Linked DNA regions of Mus musculus: region 1 is linked to region 2. A link is a loop called in an ENCODE intact Hi-C map of the cell type or tissue named here. Cell type or tissue: heart. All regions are shown on one strand. Links, peaks and the distances in the headings refer to the core of each region. The heading gives the core; the rest is flanking DNA.

The links. A loop is a pair of places that touch in the nucleus more often than their neighbours do. Peaks named below come from ENCODE experiments on the same cell type or tissue, not always from the same donor. Only the 100,000 strongest peaks of a DNase experiment are listed, where the experiment ranks them.
Region 1: a loop joins it to region 2, with 9 times the contacts of the local background. A loop is called at or near these places in 6 of 42 quality-filtered maps.

The regions. Positions count from the first base shown.
Region 1 is chr16:11,601,559-11,606,938 of GRCm38, forward strand. The region is part of intron 15 of Snx29 (sorting nexin 29); the gene reads left to right. Among named protein-coding and RNA genes, the nearest start is that of Gm32100, 21 kb to the left of the region's middle. In heart, for the core only: a CTCF peak has its summit at 2,297 (motif pointing left); a DNase peak (open chromatin) is centred at 2,553.
Region 2 is chr16:11,421,745-11,427,124 of GRCm38, forward strand. The region is part of intron 11 of Snx29 (sorting nexin 29); the gene reads left to right. Among named protein-coding and RNA genes, the nearest start is that of Snx29, 100 kb to the left of the region's middle. In heart, for the core only: CTCF peaks have their summits at 1,707, 2,028 (motif pointing right) and 2,356 (motif pointing right); no DNase peak of the experiment used is centred there; H3K27ac peaks cover 1,206 bases.

The DNA.
Region 1 (5,380 bases), core at 206-5,205, 180 kb after region 2:
TTCAGAGATGGAATGCATTGGCAGCAAGTGCCCTTACCCACTGACCCATTTGCTATTCACTGAAGCCTTTCTTGAATAACTGTGGTCAGACCTATCCCCTGGGCATCCTCCAAGTCTGAGGACATTTCTGTCACAACTCTGCTGATCTTGTATTTTCATCTGTGTGTCTCCCTCTTTTGGCTGGACTTCTTAACATTTTCAGAAACTTTTTTACAATGACTGAAGTAAAAAGGTGGAGTTGGTTGGCTCACATAACATACAATTTTGAGAGTTGGCATAGCTGTAGCTCAGTGCTAAAATGGTGCATGGTCTGGATACTATTCCTGATTCTCCTACCTTCTCTTTCTGTCTTCCTCTTGCAGGCTTCTCATTCTGTGACACTGGCAGCTCCAGGCTTCCTTCCTAGCAGCCTAGCATCTCCTTCAGAGGCCTGGAATGCAGTCTGTAATTAACCCTCCTTTTGCTATTATAGCAAAAATATCCAAGTCAGGCTAAAAAAATATATTTAGTACATGCTTTTGGTGAAGTTTCTGGTGAGCATCCCTTCTGGCTACATCACCTCATGGCAGAAATTTAAAATAAATAAATAGATAAATAAATAAATAAATAAATAAATAAAAAAGAGCAAGGAGACAAGCTTACTCTCCCAACTTCTAGTTCTCATGAAGCTTGGGCTCTATGAAAGCTACCTTAATCCTCCTGAGGGTAGCTTCCCCAGTGACACAAACACAAGCAGGCCTCACCTCTTAAAGGTTTTCACATAGCCTCTATGCTGTCATGTTTTCTTGGATGACAAACCACACCCATACCATGGTAGAGATGCAGTTCCACGTTCTTGGGGCTGGGTGGGGTCCAGGCAGACAACCCTGGGGCTGTGCACGCTAAAGTACATCCAGGTTCTTTGAACCAAGTCTTTGTGTTGGTTGATTTTAACCATAAACTTGCCACACCTCAAATCACCTGGGAAGTGAGTCTTAATTCTAATTTATCTAGATCAGATTGGCCTGTGGGCATGTCTTACAGGGTTGTCTTGGTTGGTTGAGGTGGAAGACCTACCCTGAATATGGGCAGCACCATTTCATGGACTGGCCCCTCAGCTGTGGAGGAGTGAGGCAAGCTAGCCAAGCATGAGCAAGCAGAGTAGGTGTATTTTCTCTCTGCTCTTGACTGTGGACATGATATGACTGGCCATCTCAGTCTCATGCCTCAGTGACTCCTTACAATAAACCCTTTCCTCTCCAAAGTTGCTTTTGGGCAGGATATTCAGCTCTACATGGCTGAAAGGGCTTTGCTTGCTCTTCTGGGTTTTCTTGTGCTAGTGCCTTGCATAATATTTGTCTAAAGCAACCTGGGACTCAGTAGAAATATTCGGTCAAGATAATTTAGGCTCTCATTTTGACCTGGTCCCACTAATGGCTTTTGCCTCTTTCAAGAATGTCACATGAATGGAGAGTGATCTGTGCTCCCTGCTCCAAGTCCTCTGCAGTAAACAGGAGCATGTGTAATTATCATCTCCTGTACATGTTGCATGCTGAATGCATCTGTCTTATTTGTGTTTTGGTCTCTGCTGGCCCATGGTTCTGCTGGCCCATAGAAGCATGTGTTAGGTCACTGAGGATGTGTTTGTAAACATATGAAATGTCCCTTTGCTTTTTACCCAGTGGTGTTGGACTTAATACATTTGTCCGAGCAATCTGTGTTTGTGTGTGTGCACACACGCGTGTGCACGCACCTGTATGCATGAGGGTTATTCATGTGCAGGTATGTACATGCCCCAGCACATACATGGAAATCAGAGGGCCACAGTTGATTCAGTTCTTGCCTTCTAGCTGTAGTTCACCCTGTCCATGTGCTTCTGAGGATCCTTCTGTCTCTGCATCTGCCCTCCCACACCACTGCTGGGATTCCAGATGTTTGTGTTACCCCACTAGGCTTCAGACCATAGTTTTAATGCTTGCATCCATACTGAGTCTAGTTCCTCATTCTTCCTTTTGACCCAAAGGCCTTTTCCTTCAGGGATCCACATGTCTTGCAGTTGTTTACTGTCACCTTGTTTGCCGCTGCCTGTATTGGGCACAGTGCTGGGAGGTGGGGGCGATACCAGGCAGTGTCTTGGTAGACGTGGGTTTTAGTGTTTTCGTCTGTGAAATGGATGGCAGAAGGACTGTTGCAGAGAGTTGTTTTGAGCATTTGATAACCTGGCAGAGGCCTGATTTCCCTGGTTATTGCAGAAAGTTCTGTAGTGTGCTGTAGCTGTGACTTGGTACCTGATACTGTGAACAGGGAATAGTGGCCCCTTGTGGCCCAGGGCAGTAACTCATCTTCAATCACCTAGCCTTGGAAGTGCCCAGGAGCAGCAAGTCTGTGGGCCAGGGTTGCAGGTGGGTACTGGGGTCACCATCTTCCAGAATATGTGGAAGCCAGGTCCCAGAGAGTTTCAGTGGTTGCTTAAGGAAGCATCCTGGCAGGTACCAGAGCCTGGTATCCTACCTCAGAACCTCGGGGTTTGCCCAGCACATAGTCCAGGAGTCTTAGAATCTGTTGCAAGCAAAAGGCTGGTAGCAGCACCCCACCCTCCAGGAAGTCACTGAAACTGTGTGGACTTGTCCACTCTCTCAGGCAATATAGTCCAGCTGACAAGAGAGCATGGGTCAGTGTCATATTCACATGGAAATGATCTTGCCACTCCAGTTCCCTAGGGGCTAAAGTCCGATATAGAACACAGCTGTTGCTTCACCCACGCTGGCCTTCTTTCCACACTACTGTGCTTCCTATTTCCTGGTCAGCCATGAGAAAATTCTAGAAACAGCAATTTCAATAAGAATTCTAAAGTAATCTTTGCAGAAACTCTACCTCCTTATAAATTAACCTTTATTATATTTGTATATTTACAGAATAAAGATAAGTTTAGTTCTATCCTGTGTTTCAGGTACCGGAAGAAAAGTTCTAGAACACACCCCCTTCCACCTTTATGGAGGGGGATTACAAGAAACTACAGTGAAATATTAGCTACTTTTCTTCTCTCTCTGTGTGTGTTTCTCTCTGTCTCTCTGTCTTTGTCTCCCTTCCCTTCCCTTCCCTTCCCTTCCCCTTCCCCTTCCCTTCCCTTTTCAAGACAAGGTTTCTCTGTGTAGCCCTGACTGCCCTAGAACTCTCTGAGTAGATCAGTTTGGATATGAACTCAGAGATCTACCTGCCTCTCTCTCCTGAGTGCTGGGTTTGAATATGTGCACCACCACCTCCTAGCCATTTGTTGCTTTTTTGCTATTGTTAATCATAGATTGCTACTATATTCACCTTAGATCAAAAAACAAAAAATAAGGGGAAGGTGGAGCTTGGGTCCTGAGAGTATGTTGTGCAAGTTTTCATGTGTGCCTGTGTGTATGTGCAGGCCTATACATGTGCTTATGCATGTCAGCTTATGGACCAGCAGGAACACCTCTGCATGAAACTTGGTCATTTCACACAGATTTTTGAGCAAATTAACATTTGGATCTAGCGGGGATTGTTCATTTAGTAGTCATGCCTGCCAGGAAAGTCATGTTAAAGCAGTTTTATGAGTAATAGCTAAAAATGTGTTACACTCTTATCTTTTTCCCTATTAAAGCGACGGTTCTAAATTCTTCTCTGTTCTGATAGTATTTGAGATCACGTCCAGAAAGTGTGCCAAGGACCTGGAGTTTGGTAGGGTGTTGGGGGGCTGTCTAAGGCCCTTTGGCAGGTGCCCCTGGTCCTTATCAGCCCCAACCTGAAGTCCTCCTGCCAGGTTTGCCTGCATCCCAGATCCCAGCCTTTCTAAGGATGGACGCTCAGTCCTCCTCCCTGCCTGCTCTCGGCTGACCATGTTCCCACCTTTATTTCTCTGGCGTCTGTGGTGCCCTGACTCATCTTCATGACTCGCGTGTCCTCTCACACTCTCCTGGATTTCTTTTGCTCTTCTTTCTTCTTTTCCCATCACCTCAGCTCTTCGAACTTCACCCCCACTTTTGCTCTCGTTTTGGGTCACCTTTCAGACCCTGATGGTCAGTCTGTTCACATGTCTAGCATGTAAACACATGTAAAAGTCTTTCTAGTTTGCTAGACTTATGCAAGAGGAAGGAAGAGGGAGATGACCCTTCTGTACCTGTAGATTCTGGGAGCAGGCTTTGCTAAAATGGCTCATTCTTCACTTCTCTGAGCATGGTGACAGAATTGTCCCTGTTCAAGAGAAGAAAAACCCCTCCTTCCAGTCTGGGCTGGAGCTCTGAGCAGACCTTGGTTCCAAACTCTGCAGCCAGTCCCACAACACCCGGAGGAAGCTCCACCCAAGATCCCAGGATCTCAGGATCCCAGGATCCCAGGGGCTTGGTCACACCAGGATCTCAGGGTCCCAGAGGCAGCTTTATTTCCAGGAGCTCTGACACAAGCAGGATCTCAGGATCACAGGATCACAGAGTCAGCTGGACTCTGAGGAGTTCTGACACAACCAGGATCCCAAGAAGGACAGGCTCCAGTCAGATATAGCCAGGGAAGGTAGCCCTAGAGATAACCAGATGGCAGGAGGCAAGCATAAGAACATAAGCAACAGAAACCAAGGTTATTTGGCATCATCAGAACCCAATTCTCCCACCATATCAAATCCTAGATACACCATCACACTGGAAAAGCAATATTTGGATCTAAAATCACTTCTCATGATGATGATAGAGGACTTTAAGAAGGACATAAATAACTCCCTTAAAAAATACAGAAGAACACAGGTAAACAGCTTGAAGCCCTTAAATAGGAAACTCAAAATTTCCTTAAAGAATTACAGGAAAACACACTCAAACAGGTGAAGGAAATGAACAAACCATCCAAGATCTAAAAATGGAATTAGAAACAATAAAGAAATCACAAAGGGAGACAGCCCTGGAGTTAGAAAATCTAGGAAAGAGACCAGGAGTCATAGATGCAAGCATCACCAACAGAATACAAAAGATAGAAGAGAGAATCTCAGGTACAGAAGTTACCATAGAAAACATTTTTGGGGTAGCATTGGAAATGTAAATGAAGAAATTACCTAATTAAAAAAATAATAAAATAAAATAAATAGATACTGTCTCTTAGTTAGAGGTTTACTGCTGTGAACAGACACCATGACCAAGGCAAGTCTTATAAAAAACAACATTTAATTGGGCTGGTTTACAGGTTCAGAGATTCAGTCCATTATCATCAAGGTGGGAGCATGGCAGTAACTAGGCAGGCATGGCGCAGGCAGAGCTGAGAGTTCTATGTCTTCATCCAAAGGCTGCTAGTGGAAGACTGACTTCCAGGCAACTAGAGTGAGGATCTTATACCCACACCCACAGAGACACACCCATTCCAACCAGGTCACACCTATTCCAACAAGGCCACACCT
Region 2 (5,380 bases), core at 314-5,313:
GGTTTCCCACAGTCCTCTGGCTGCAGAGCAGGAACTGCTAGTGTGAGTTCTGTTGCTGTGCAGGGCTGAACAGATACTTAGGTCTATGTGAGGACGACTTGTCTGTCACCTTCTCCTAGTGGCCAGGCATGGTTCCCAGAGCCCTTCTCAGCCTCTCTCCAGTGTGGGGTATGGAGCAGGTGAATTGGTTCTCTGGGGGCTGCCATGGATCTTGCCTCTGAGCCTCCCAAGCCATTTCCATCCCTGACAAAGCCACCAGCTTGGTCAGTTCCTTTCCCATGAGGACATTCTTGTGATACCTCTGAGCTGTGCCTGCAGCAGGGACTCAGCCCGTTTTATTTTCATTCATCTCTTTTTTTTAGAAATTAATCCTAGTTGTTTCTGGTCATCTTTGGCTTGAGACCTATCAGGAATTCCCAGCCAACCTTCTGAAGGAAAGGCCCACATTGGTGGGCCATTTGACTCTGGGTGTCTGGTAGTTATATGGGCTGTGCAGAACAGTTGTTTGTGAATGGGTGGGTGGGTTAGCCTTTGTTTTCAGGGGTGATTTCATGTGGGAAGGCTTTTCTTGTCCACTCTGCTCCTGCAAGATAAGGACCATGCCTCTTTCAGAAATGTGGGTGCCTCCACCCACCCCTGCTTTATCTGTGAGAGGGATAGGAAGGGCTGTCTGTGTAGCCCTACAGGATTAGTCTGATGTAACAGAGGATTGACACTGGGAAGCCTTGGCAAATGCTTCTTTTCCTGTGTGCTTGTGAGCATTGTCTCTGGCCTGGCTGACCCTTAACAGCTCCACTTCTTGGTTGTTCCAGCCGGGATTCCCTGCAACTTTCCTGATCCTCGTGTTCTCATTGTCAGCGGGATGGAGCCACCTGTTGAGTCTGTGTGCCTGTGGTGACTTGTTTGCTCTTGGTAGTTGCTGTGATGTCAAAGAAAGATGTCTTCATCCCCTGCTACAGTCTTGTGTGCTCAGTGGGTAGCAGTCGTTGATATAAGAGACCTTGATAGGGCAGTGTGGATAAGCAGCCTTGGCCTTGGCCTACAGCTTATATAAATAATGTTCCCAGTGCTGAGACTGGCGCATGCAAGGAAACACCCAACAACTGAGCTGCAGTCCCAGCCAAGTCTCCAGCTCTTCACACCTTGGTTCACATAAGTGAATGTGGTCACCAGCCTGGAAGGCAGCAGAACTCTGATGGTCTGGGCTGAGTTTGCAGGGTTTTGAAATGTCACCTTTCTTTGTAAAAGGCAAGTGCCACAGTCATATCTTCTTGTTGAGTGGCCAGCAGTGCTGACCTCAGCACAGACAGATAATGACGGCCACTCAGTATGCCCTGTGAATCCTGTGAATGCCAGTGAGTTTAGAGTAGTCACTGTATGCATGAACACACACACATATACACACACTGCACACTGAACTCATATGTGTGCACACACACAGAAAGTAAGGTCTAACAGGGGATGCTCAGTATGTGGAAAGCACTCTGAATGTTGGTACCTCACTAGCAGGCACTTAGGGTTGTGACTGGCTGTCTGCCTGTGGGAAAAGCCACCCAGACTGGATGCTTTCCCACTACTTAGTAGACATTTCTTTATGTTTATGTCAGCTTTACTTCATTCACCTCCTGTTTAACAGCCGAGTGTCTGTACATTTGAATTAATGTTTTTGTTGGAATATGTGATGTGAGCTGTGTTTAAGAAAGCACCTCTTTCCCTATTGATGGCTGGAAGTGGCACTGCAGCACCCTCACCACCAGGGGCCACTCTTTCCCTGTTGATGGCTGTAAGTGGCACTGCAGCACCCTCACCACCAGGGGCCACTCTTTCCCTGTTGATGGCTGTAAGTGGCACTGCAGCACCCTCACCACCAGGGGCCACTCTTTCCCTGTTGATGGCTGGAAGTGGCACTGCAGCACCCTCACCACCAGGGGCCACTCTTTCCCTGTTGATGGCTGTAAGTGGCACTGCAGCACCCTCACCACCAGGGGCCACTCTTTCCCTGTTGATGGCTGTAAGTGGCACTGCAGCACCCTCACCACCAGGGGCCACTCTTTCCCTGTTGATGGCTGTAAGTGGCACTGCAGCACCCTCACCACCAGGGGCCACTCTTTCCCTGTTGATGGCTGGAAGTGGCACTGCAGCACCCTCACCACCAGGGGCCACTCTTTCCCTGTTGATGGCTGTAAGTGGCACTGCAGCACCCTCACCACCAGGGGCCACTCTTTCCCTGTTGATGGCTGGAAGTGGCACTGCAGCACCCTCACCACCAGGGGCCACTCTTTCCCTGTTGATGGCTGGAAGTGGCACTGCAGCACCCTCACCACCAGGGGCCACTCTGGTGAAGCTCACTAGCTTCAAACCAAGGTTTGTGTTGGTGTTGGGCTAGCAATGGTGCTTGCTCCTCTGGTGGGTTTGTGAAGGTTAAACGCATATATACAAGAAACATACTCAGAAGAGTTGTACCTTACAATTTGAAAAGACAGATTGGAAAAATGTATCTCAGAGTTACACGTGTTAAGTGTTCAGTAACTTGTAGGTGAGACTGTTAGCACCCTTAAAGGATTCATTTACTGATTCCAAACACAGTGTCTAGGCCTCCAAATGGGTGGACATGGTTTTTGTTTTATGATGGCATCCCTACAATTACAAGCCTCTGAAGCCCCCTTTCCTGGATGTGTACCCTTAATCCTCTCTAGACGCTTAATCTTCTCAGTTGGGGTGATTTCAACCCCAAGGGGATATGTGGCCGTGCCAGGAGACCCTGGATCTCCCTGCCTGGCATGAGAATGCCTTCGGCAAAGCCTGACTGTGGTTATACCAGGGACAACAGGCTCTTTGTGCCCAGTAAGTATCCTTGTGGTGGACAGGGGTGCTGAATAGCTGCTGGAAAGCTTAAGAAAAGAACGGACCTATTGGAAATGATGAGACTCTAGGGACTGCTCATGACTCCTGTGGGTGTTTGCTGTCTCTTCAGCTCTGTCACCCTCGCTGTGAAGTGTGAAAGGCTGAGCACCTGCAGACCAGCCCAGAGCGGGTGGTCTGAGCACGAGGCTTCCTGACGCCATCTGTCTTTCTTGAGGCTGCAAATGTAGTGGGAATCCACCCGGTGGACACTCATTGCTGTGCCCCCCACCTTTGTAACTGCTGCCTCTCTCCACTCTTGAATTAGTTTCTGTATTTGGGAGTTGAGAACTGTAATGAGCCTTTTCCCCTGTTGTTGGTGGACAGTCCTTTAGCACCAGGTTGTGCCTCTGTCCTTGCTGTCTGTCCTCCCCTCCCCGTGCAAAGACCTTGGGGTTTTGCGTCTCAGTTGTGGGTGTCGAGTGCTGGTGCCTTATTTCAACAGTCAGGTGGGGTGGCAGAGGTGATGTGCACATAGCTTCCTGTAAGGCTGTCCCCACAGTGATGGCTTTGGAGGGGAGGAGGGGAGTCTGGTCTACTTTAGAAGGGCACATACTGCTAGCTAGAAACTGTTTCTCCCTTGCTATCATTGCTTAGCCACTGATACTTACATGGCTTTTGAGTCCTGACCACTGCCTTCCTTTTCTTTCCTGGGGTTCAGAGAAAGCGGGGAGACAAGCAACTCGAGTTGCTCATTTCTTTGTCACTTCTGATGTCAGGCCATGGAGGAGAGGGCAAGAGCAATGCCCCTCGCTGCTCACTTCGATGCTCACTGCCTCACTAAGCCTCAGTCTGTTTTTCTCTTGATATCATGTGACGGGAGTCTCAGTCGAGGTGAGGCAGGCTGGCTCATTGCCTAGCAACACTATTCCAAACACTGGACGTTTGAGAAATGAAACTAAGAAGCACTATGGCACTTGGAAGCCAATGGGAGGGCTCAGCATCTAGCCCAGGGCTTGGCTGAGGGTTCAATGATGAGATCTTTTTAGGATGAACAGTGACCATTAAACAGGTCACAGTCCAAGTCCTGTGTGACTTAGTCACACAGACTGTGCCTGGATACCGCAACAGAGATTGCTAACACTGGAGACTCGCTTTTCCTTCTGAATCTTGTTTCCTGGATGACAGCGACTGTCAGAAATTGGAAGCTTCCAGATATGATATAGGCACACCTCAGTTCTTCATAATTTGTTCATCCACTCCCCAAAAGTTTACTAAATGTCTGTCACATAGTGGGCACTGTTCTAGGTATGGGAGGAAGGGTGAGGCTTATAAACTCTGTGCCTCAATTTTCCCATCACTGAAATGCACAGGATGAGGTTCCTATAGCTGCTGTGAGGACTAAGAGTCACTCAGTGCTCAGCAGCACCCTCAGCTCTTGCAGTGTGGATCCTGACCACAGAGAGGTCAAAGACTGGAAGTGAGATGTGGCCGAATGGCAACTGGACAAGGAAGGGGTCAGAAGGAGTGACACAGGAGGGAAGGGGGTTATATGGGAGTGACACAGGATAGAAGGAGTCATATGGGAGTGACATGGCTGTTTTGTCACCCGTGGGCACTAACCGCCTTCTTGTCGCTTTCAGTCATCACACCTCTCTCAGGAGTGCATCCTGAGCAGGAAATCCTAGCAGAAGCCCTGAGGTTGTGCACTGTCACCCCAGCCCAGTGCCTGAAAGCGTGAACACCTTTGATCGGGTGCTGCAGCTGATACTGACACTAACACAGACATTCCTCACCCTCGATGCCAGGAGTGGGAGGGAGGAGGGGACAGACCTGTGTGGTGGAGTCCGTAGGGTGGCCTGAGTTGGAGGGATGGAAAGCTTTGTGCATGGGTGTGGTAGGGCTAAAGAAGCCTTTGGAGAGATGGGGATACTTGCCAAGAAGAGTGGGGTAGAGAAGCAGCTTGAGAGAGGCCATTCCCAGCGGCAGTACCGTGGACACTGAGGGTGTCTACCCCTTGTCACTGTTGGGAAGCATTGAGGAAATGCTGTCAGACAGCAGCAGGCAGGGGATTTTCCCTGGAGTAGCAGCAGCATAGCCAGAGCACGGAGCCCAGTCTCACCCGACACCCTGCCGTGGCCTTCCATAGTTATGGAGAAAAAAGATGAACTGTACTTAAAACACCGATCTATACCTTTCTGGTTTCCTGGCTGTGGCAATATAAATCTAAGTATCGAGTTTCAGATCCAGCAGGAAAAAGAATCAGAACCATTTCCCCGGAGTCATGGCTGCTACTGGGTCCCAGCCAGCAATGGACTTTGTTTGAAGAGAGTATCCTGTGACACTGGTCCTTAGCATAGGAAATTGTTCTCTAGGAAAACCAAGCTTGGGGTCACTCTGGCTAGACTTTGGCCCAGGTAGTTTAAAGTATTTTCCTTTCTCCTTATCATCCGAGTGGCCTTGCACTGTGGCTGTATCCACAACCTCTGAAGGTGAACTGATGGCAGGTCCCCAGTCTCACATACTGGACTGAAACATT